Regions from separate parts of the Homo sapiens genome. Here region 1 is linked to region 2. A link is a contact called in ENCODE Hi-C or POLR2A ChIA-PET data. All regions are on one chromosome and are shown on one strand. Each heading gives the region's core, a stretch centred on a gene start or an enhancer-like site at or near the end of the contact. The rest is flanking DNA. Distances are from core to core; before and after follow the strand shown. Region 1 has its middle 42 kb from the start of UBE2E1. Region 2 overlaps UBE2E2 (ubiquitin conjugating enzyme E2 E2).

The links. A loop is a pair of places that touch in the nucleus more often than their neighbours do. ChIA-PET counts read pairs that join two places held with the same protein, here RNA polymerase II (POLR2A). Pooled maps may share reads with other maps.
Region 1: a loop to region 2 is called in a pooled map, with 6 times the contacts of the local background. The contact joins two enhancer-like sites. A Hi-C loop is called at or near these places in 8 of 37 single-sample maps with no recorded cell type and 4 of 50 pooled maps. POLR2A ChIA-PET finds 5 or more read pairs at or near these places in 2 of 52 experiments (BJ and OCI-LY7).

Annotation. Positions count from the first base shown.
Region 1 is chr3:23,761,318-23,765,605 of GRCh38, forward strand. No RefSeq gene overlaps it. Among named protein-coding and RNA genes, the nearest start is that of UBE2E1, 42 kb to the right of the region's middle. RefSeq lists enhancers at 1-349, 84-203 and a silencer at 1,949-1,998. Within about 2 kb of position 1,819, at least 11 of the 41 ENCODE cell types and tissues checked have a DNase peak (open chromatin) inside an H3K27ac peak, as active enhancers do; they include OCI-LY7, where a contact is called at or near this core.
Region 2 is chr3:23,323,023-23,327,350 of GRCh38, forward strand. All of the region lies in intron 3 of UBE2E2 (ubiquitin conjugating enzyme E2 E2), which reads left to right. Among named protein-coding and RNA genes, the nearest start is that of UBE2E2, 120 kb to the left of the region's middle. Within about 2 kb of position 2,834, at least 3 of the 41 ENCODE cell types and tissues checked have a DNase peak (open chromatin) inside an H3K27ac peak, as active enhancers do; they include OCI-LY7, where a contact is called at or near this core.

The sequences.
Region 1 (4,288 bases), core at 569-3,068, 440 kb after region 2:
ACTTCACCAACTTCTTCTGAGGAGACCAGCTGGGGGAAGGGGGCTGGAGGTAGAATTATACTTGTTGGCACAAACAGTGGGAAACTGGGAGAAAAGAAAGACCCCCAAACCACAGGCCTCCTTCTAATCTGGACCTTGAGTAGGAAGGAAGGATTTTGGGAAGGGTCCCCTTATCCTACAAATGAGGAAGCTGATATCTAAAAAAGCCTCAGGACTACAGCAAGTATGCCCTCATAGTAAACACAGAGCTGCAATCAATCCCAGGCCTCCTGGGCCCCAGGTCTGGACTTTTCCATCCCAGTGCTCCCTCTATGGGTTAACATCACACACCCAAGTTTGAGCAAACATTTAGTTGTAAAATGGCTGATGTGCACGTTCTAATGAATAAGCCACAGTTTAAGCACGTCAGGCAAGAAAACTTGGGGTAAGGCATCTATTTTAGAATGGTTGGGGGTGGATGTGGAGGACATATGTTGGTTTTCCTGCCCACCAGTGCCACCACTTACAGTGTTCAGGTGTCTGTCACACAGCACAATGTTGTCCTGCCAAGGAGTCAATTGAGTCAATATCCACCTTTAGTTCTGCTCACTCAACTATCTGTCCTAGGTGTGGGTTTTCTTCTGCCCAGAGGAAGGCAGGTCAAAGGTGCCATCTGCTCCCCAAGAAGTGGGGGCATAGGTCTGCATCAGCCTGGAGGGGGTGCCTGTTTCCAACTCACAAGGGTCCCACATAGGCTAGCTATGGCATCTTGCATCCATCCCTTCTTCTTTTGAAGCTGAAACACAATTTTCTTTCGTGGAGTCAGGCCCTACCCAATCTCAGTCCTGTGGTTTGATGGAGCAGACCCCACTCTCATCTTCAGGAATGGACCACTGACCCAAGCCTGTAGCCATTTTAAGGATGGGCACCTGACTTAGTGAGAATAACTACAGAATTATTGCTGGAACTGTTGATACCAAGCCAATCCTTTTCTTGGAGTTGCTAATCTCGGGAGAGGTGGAGGGAGCAGAAAAGAAGATAGCATTGCAAGAAGCCTCGGAATCAGTTGAGTCTGACCAGATTCGTCTTCTTATGGTTAGTTATACGAACCAATTCTCTGTTTTACTCAGGCTGGGTTAGGTTGACTCTCCCTGGCAACCAAGAGAATTCTCACCAATACAATGAGAAAGCGGAAGTTTCACCTTAAATGAAAGCTCCTCTAGCATCCTCTAGCAGATTTGTCAAGAGATCGTTCCAAATCTGAACCCATCCTAAAAAGGCATCCCTGTCCCCCCGGGCTTGTTGGAAAGACAGGATTGTGAAGGGCCTGTCCCACAGGCATGTAAATTACGTTGAGGTTTATTTGCCTACACTTGCAATATCTATTCTTTCACTTCTGGTGGTTCTAGAAGATGCTGGAGCACTTATCCCTCAGGTCACTAACAACACTGTCAAGAAAAGACCCACATTTTAAATTCCATTTAGTCCATTTCTGCAGAGCTGGGTAACCAAATGAGACAGCCATGGAAAATATATGACTTCCATTATTATGACGTGGAAAACAGAGCTGTCTAATTGCTTTTGTCCACTGGTGTATAAAGATTGAGACCAGATGTGTTTAAAAAAAAAAAAAGGAAAAGAAAGAAAGAAAAAAAAGGGCTTGAGTTGGCCGTTGCTTTGAACAAAGCAGTCTGATTTCCTCTCTTTCTCTCTCTCTCTCTCTCTGGGAAAGACGACATGAAAGTGTTTTAACTGCTTGTAATTTTTCATAGCCTCGTTGATTTTGCTTTTCACAGAAGATGAAATTGTGAAATTGGCCTTGAAAACTTTATTTTCGCTTTCCTCAATTCAAAGGGACAATTGTGGAAGGAAAGAACTGAGCTGCTTGCCAGACCCAGCGCACTCCTTTTTCTCTGGACAGCTGCTGCTTTGCAGAGGGTCGTGGGAGGAGGTGAGTCCTAACGCAGATCAGACCCTCCTTCCCTCAGCCAGCCGCTGGGGAGTAGAGTCTTCGCATGTAAATCCACAGGAATGGATGAGATGATGATCGGCTTTAAATAGAACCACCCAGGGCCCAGCTTCTGTGTTTCATTTTCCAGAAGAGCCCCTAAATCTGCTTCAACATTTTTTTAACCTCTCCAGTTATTTTTAGCACACGCAGCCAACAGAGCTCAGCAGGCCCGTGGAGGCGCTAACATGTCCCCCAGTTCATCTCCTTCTGCAAAGGTGCATTTGAAGCATGAAAAATAAAAAATAAAAAATACGTGCGGACCCAAAGAGGTGATGATTTAGAAGCCAGGTTACATGGCCCTGCTGCTCTGTATCAAGCGAGTGCTGCCCACTGGAAATACAATTCTTTTAAAGATTATATCATTATTTTCAAAATTAATTTTTGAGGCCGGGCGCGGTGGCTCACGCCTGTAATCCCAGCACTTTGGGGGACCGAGGCGGGCGGATCACGAGGTCAGGAGATGGAGACCATCCTGGCTAACACGGTGAAACCCCGTCTCTACTAAAAACACAAAAATTAGCCGGGCATGGTGGCAGGCGCCTGTAGTCCCAGCTACTGGGGAGGCTGAGGCAGGAGATTGGCATGAACCCGGGAGGCGGAGCTTGCAGTGAGCCGAGATCGCGCACTGCACTCCAGCCTGGGCGACAGAGCGAGACTCCATCAAAATAATAATAATAATAATAATAATTATTATTATTATTATTATTATTATTGTCTGAAGACTAATAAGAGTATGCATGGTAGATTGGGAAAAGAGGAGGCTCCCACAGCAGCAATTTCCTGAGGGTCGCAGTAACCATGGATCACGGTGTTGAGCCAAACCTGGGAAATGGGAAGGAACGGAAGCAGGATTCCTCCAGAAAACCTCATAGGGCTTCTGCAGCCCCGCTCCCAGTGGCCAGCAGAGTCACTTTCTCATTTACTGGAGAAGTTGGTAATTTACTGCTCCCTATGCAGGGGTTTCCCTCCCATTCCAGGGTCTGAAGCTATGTAGTTGCATCTCAGAATATTTACAGGGATCTCATAGTTCCACAGGGGTCTTTGCTATTCTCTGCTAGAGCCCCCCATAGTTCATCTCTAATTGGGGCAAAATAAATACTTTTAATTAATTTCCCTCACATTTTTATAGGCAACAAATCCTCAGTGATACCATAGAGAAGAAAAGATTGTGCAAAAGAATGTAAGATGCTAAATGCTTCTGCTGGAATGGGTAAGTTTCCCCAGCACTTACTCCACACATCCATTTCCCTGTACTTATGTGTATTATCATTCCAAATCAGGGCTCCACAAAATCCAGGCCTCCCTTTTCTCCCAGTGCCCTTGGCTTTCAATTAATTCTGACATGATTTCCATAGGGAGTGATTAATGTGTAGCATGAATGGGAACAGCCATTACAGAGCAATTGCAGTGGAGAAGACTGGGCTCATTGGTGCTGTACTTAGGAGCCAGGTGACCTTGGGCAAGTAATTTAGCCTCTATTAGCCCCGACTTCCTCCTCCATGGAATGGACTCCTTTGCAGCATTGTTATAAGGATTAAAGGAGAAGGCCAGGCGCAGTGGCTTACGCCAGTAATCCCAGCACTTCGGGAGGCCAAGGCGGGCGATCACCTGAGGTCAGGAGTTCCAGACCAGCCTAACCAACGTGGCAAAACCCCATCTCTACTTAAAAAAAAAAAAAGCAAGACAATTAGCCAGGCATGGTGGTGCCAGCCTGTAATCCCAGCTACTCGGGAGGCCGAGGCAGGAGAAACATTTGAACTCAGGAGGTAGAGGTTGCAGTGAGCTGAGATCATCCCACCGCACTCCAGCCTAGGCGAAAGAGCAAGACTCCATCTAGAAAAAAAAAAATTAAACGAGAAAATGAAAGTGGTGCTCAACGAATAGGACTGCTACTATGATTAAATCATTGCCAGAGCCTCCTTAGAACATGACCCCAGGATTCATGCTGTATGTCCCCTTAAAAGTGTGACTACCTTACAGGGAGTTTGGCACTTTGATAAATGGAACACAGGCTCGGGTACAATGTGAAACCCAGGATTCCATTGCATTCTCCTCCAAGGGCCTGTGCAAGAGAGGTCTGCTCAAATATGCTCCTTCTAAGGGAGGCTGTTGCTCCACCAGCTCGCTAGAGACACTGAACGAACAGGGCTTGGAGGACAGGTTTTGAATCTTGTGGCGCTACCCACCCTTCCCACCTTTCCAAGACACCAACATATCAGATCAGGGAGAGACGCCTAACCTAATACCAGCACTTTCTCAGGCAGGCCAGCAACCTTTGAATACTTGGGAATTTGAATT
Region 2 (4,328 bases), core at 1,584-4,083:
TATAATATCGTGTCTATACATTTCACTTAATTTTTGAATCCATGAATTAGGAATTATCTAGATTTATTAGGCTTAAACAAATAATTATTTGCTTTGTTTTGTGCTGTACTGTTGATAAAGAAGCTGTCTATATGTTATTATATTTGATCCTCACAACCACCTTATGAAGGTAGGTTGGACAGCTTTTATTATTTCTGTTTTATTGATGAAGAATCAGGTTTGGTGTTTAAGTAAATTGCCTACATTTTATAACTTTAATAATTTGCTCCTATAGTTACCCATTTATTTTTATGTTACTGGTTAGTCATGGTAGTACTTACTGTCTTGTTTCTTCTAGGGAATACAAAAGTCTTGATTTTTATTCTAGACGATTTAAGAAGACCAATTTGGGTCATTTGGCATGACCCCAGGGCTAGCTCAGGTGTAAGTAATACGGGGTGAGCATCCCAAATTCGAAAATTCAAAACACTTTGTAATTCACAACTTTTTCAGCACCAACATAACACTGAAAGGAAATGCTCATTCAATTCTCAATTGGATTTTTGGATTTTGGATGCCCACTAGGTAGGTATAATGCACATATTTCAAAATCTGAAAAAATAAAATATCCAAAACACTTCTGGGGTTAAGCATTTCAGATAAGGGCTATTCAACTTGTGTAAGTTAAACTTCTCTGAATGCCAGGATTCCTTTTTTTCCCTTTTAGCAAACTCCTGTCCTTATTTTAGTTTTAGTTCAATGTCACCTTCTCTGTGAAGGCTGCCGTTTTTCACAGGATGCAGAAATCTCTTATTCCCCTGTGCTTTCTCATAGCACTTTTGTACTTGCCTCACTTGGTACAAGTATTATTTGTTCATGCCATGATTGATTATTGAGCTCCTTGAAGACAAAAGTTGTGATATACCTCTTCACTTCTCCATGGCCTTGAATTAACCATAATGGAGCTCAGTAAATGTTTTTAAAGTAAATGAATGAACAAATGGTACATGCTTGATGTGTGTCTGTAAACTGTATAAGCCAAACATTGTGTACTCCCTGTTTCTGGAATAACTGTGCAATGCTAAACATTTCTTTGACTACTTACTATATGATGTCTGCTGGTTTTTGCTGCATAAATATTCTGATATCTTCAGTTGGTGCTTAGCCAGTTTATTCCTGTTCCACTGCATCACTTATGATTATTTGGGACCTGGATGAAGCAGTTTCATTGTAATGTTGTATTAGTTGAATCTGTGATTTTATAAAATACGAATTAAATTTCTTATAAAATGAAGTTTGTCACTCATATTTGTCTAAATTTGTTTAAAAATAAAAATCCTAGCTAAACTCTTGCCTATCCCAGAAATGAATTTAAGGACCGTATTCCTTATGAATTATGAAGGGAATTTAAAAGGGAAGCATCCAGGAAGGTGTAATTAGTGTCTGGTAAACTGGCTCTTGTGTTTTCTCTGCCTTTCCTCTCTTTCTTTTACCAGCTACCTGTAGACCATTTCCCTGTTTATTAGCTGCAGTACCAGAAGGTGGAATAGGAAATGAAGTTTACATCCTTCAGTTTTGTTATTTGTTAGCTGATTTCTTAAATTTTAGGTGTGAAGAACTATAAAAAAGTTAGGTTGTTTGTGCTGCATCCTTATTATTTTTTGTATCCTGTTATCACAGGCATTGATGACTTATGTATAATTGAGTAAAGCTGCAGGAAAGAAAAGCACTTAGGAAATGCCTCTTCAGATTTTCAAGATCTTTTCACACCTCTCTTGGAGAAAAGAATTTAAAAAAAAAAAACCTAAATGGATTCTAATTATTTTCTTTATCTGTGGTATTTTGTTTTGTTAAATAGTGTGTTATATAATGAATAGTGGAATTGGGTTCAGTTGTGAATTACAGGAAGTGACACATATGATAAAGATTGTGGTTTTATGTCTGTTCAACAAACCACAGTGGAACTGAAATGAAACTATAAATATTTTAACTACACCAATTGCTTTCTGCCGCCAAGCAGGACTAGTCCTAATGAAAACTAGATAAGCTGATACAAAGTTGTTGAGAAGCAGTACAGAATATAGGTCCTTATGTACCATCAGGAAACTTTAGCAGTTTTGAATCTTCTAGGCACACATTACTTTTGATCAGTAAGAAACAATTATTAGGTTATTTTACTCTTTTAAGAATTGAAGTAGCCACAATAAAGCTATTGTGTGTTTTTTTTTCCTTTGGGACAAGGATTTAGATTTAATAATAAAATGTGTTTTGTATAGTAAATATTCATGAAACAATTGAAAAGCAAATAAAAACATTCAATTTGTGTACTCTTTTCACAATTTACATACTAATCTGAGGCTGGGCTGGAGGAGAAATATATTCCCACATTATTCACTTACCAGGAGTATACCATACTTTCAGAAGCTTTTTCTTGACTAGTGATGACTCTTAAGATTTTACTGTTAGGATTTGAACACTTGTAGGTCCTTTAGTATACAGAAAACATTAGATATATTTAATGGGATAGCATAAGTAATTTCCATTCTCATTCTTTTCTTGAGTTTTAAAGTCTAAACCCATAGACTTACACACTTAGTCTTTGTCCACTAGTCAGAATGTTTACACTTTGCTAAGTAGTTATGAACGTCCTCTCCGGTGTATTTGTTTCATTTTTCACCATGTGAGGCTTGACTGCTTAGTTTGTGTGAGAGAATGTGCTACTGTGAGAAATATAATAGTGAATATCTAACCCCTCCGTATCACTGACCTTCGGTCTAGTAGAGGAGAGACCATTATAAAAATAACTAGGGAGCCCTTATATCCTAACTTCTCTTATCCTGGCAAAATTATCAATATCACCCTTTTTCACTTTCCAGTGTTGTGGTTTGGGTGATGAGTGATATAGTCACACTGTGAGTAATGAGGGGAAAGAACAAATATTTTTAACCTGATACTTTTTCTGAATTCATGTTTAGGTGGTAGAGGATACCATTTGATTCTTGGAGACTCCCAAATATAATTTTCTGTCTCATTTTGACTTCTTGTAGATACATGCTTTGTAATCTTTTATTTTTATTTATTTATTTTTGAGGTGGAGTCTTGCTTTCTCGCCCAGGCTGGAGTGCAGTGGCGCGATCTTGGCTCACTGCAACCTCCACCCCTGGGGTTCAAGTGATTCTCTTGCCTCAGCCTCCCGAGTAGCTGGGATTACAGGCGCCTGCCACCAAGCCTGGCTAATTTTGTATTTTTAGTGGAAACGGTGTTTCACCATTTTGGCCAGGCTGTTCTCGAGCTACTGACTTCAGGTGATCTGCCTGCCTTGGCCTCCCAAAGTGCTGGGATTATAGGCTTGAGCCACCGTGCCTGGCCATCTGTAATCTTTTAAAAAGGAAGAGAAGGGTACCAATTATCTGGCTTTTCAAGATTTTTCAAAACATTTTTTGAAAAATTTCTGAGTTTTTGGAATTAACCCTTTGAGCAGCTGCTGAGATTTTTATGTTCTTAAATTGGTTAGATTAAAAGAAACATTTAAGATGTGTCTGTCCCTTGCCTTTTTCTAAATAATTTATGATTAATGTCACATATCCTATACAAAAAAAAGTATGAGGTTGTATGTAGTTTTGACTTGAGATTTTCCAGAAGTCTTTTAATGGCACATAAAGGTTTTTTGTTTGTTTGTTTTTGTTTTATACTTTAAGTTCTTGGGTACATGTGCACAACGTGCAGGTTTGTTATATATGTGTACATGTCCCATGTTGGTGCGCTGCACCCATTAACTCGTCATTTACATTAGGTATATCTCCTAATGCTGTCCCTCCCCACTCCCCCCACCCCACCACAGGCCCTGGTGTGGGATGTTCCCCACCCTGTGTCCAAGTGTTCTTATTGTTCAATTCCTACCTATGAGTGAGAACATGCGATGTTTGGTTTTCTGTCCTTGCGATAGTTTGCTGAGAATGATGGTTTCCAGCTTCATCCATGTCCCTGCAAAGGACATGAACTCATCCTTTTTTATGGCTGCATGGTATTCCGTGGTGTTTATGTGCCACATTTTCTTAATCCAGTCTGTCATTGTTGGACATTTGGGTTGGTTCCAAGTCTTTGCTATTGTGAATAGTGCTGCAATAAACATACATGTGCATATGTCTTTATAGCAGCATGATTTATAATCCTTTGGATATATACCCAGTAATGGAATGGCTGGGTCAAATAGTACTTCTAGTTCTAGGTCCTTGAGGAATCACCACACTGTCTTCCACAATGGTTGAACTAGTTTACAGTCCCACCAACAGTGTAAAAGTGTTCCTATTTCTCCACATCCTCTCCAGCACCTGTTGTTTCCTGACTTT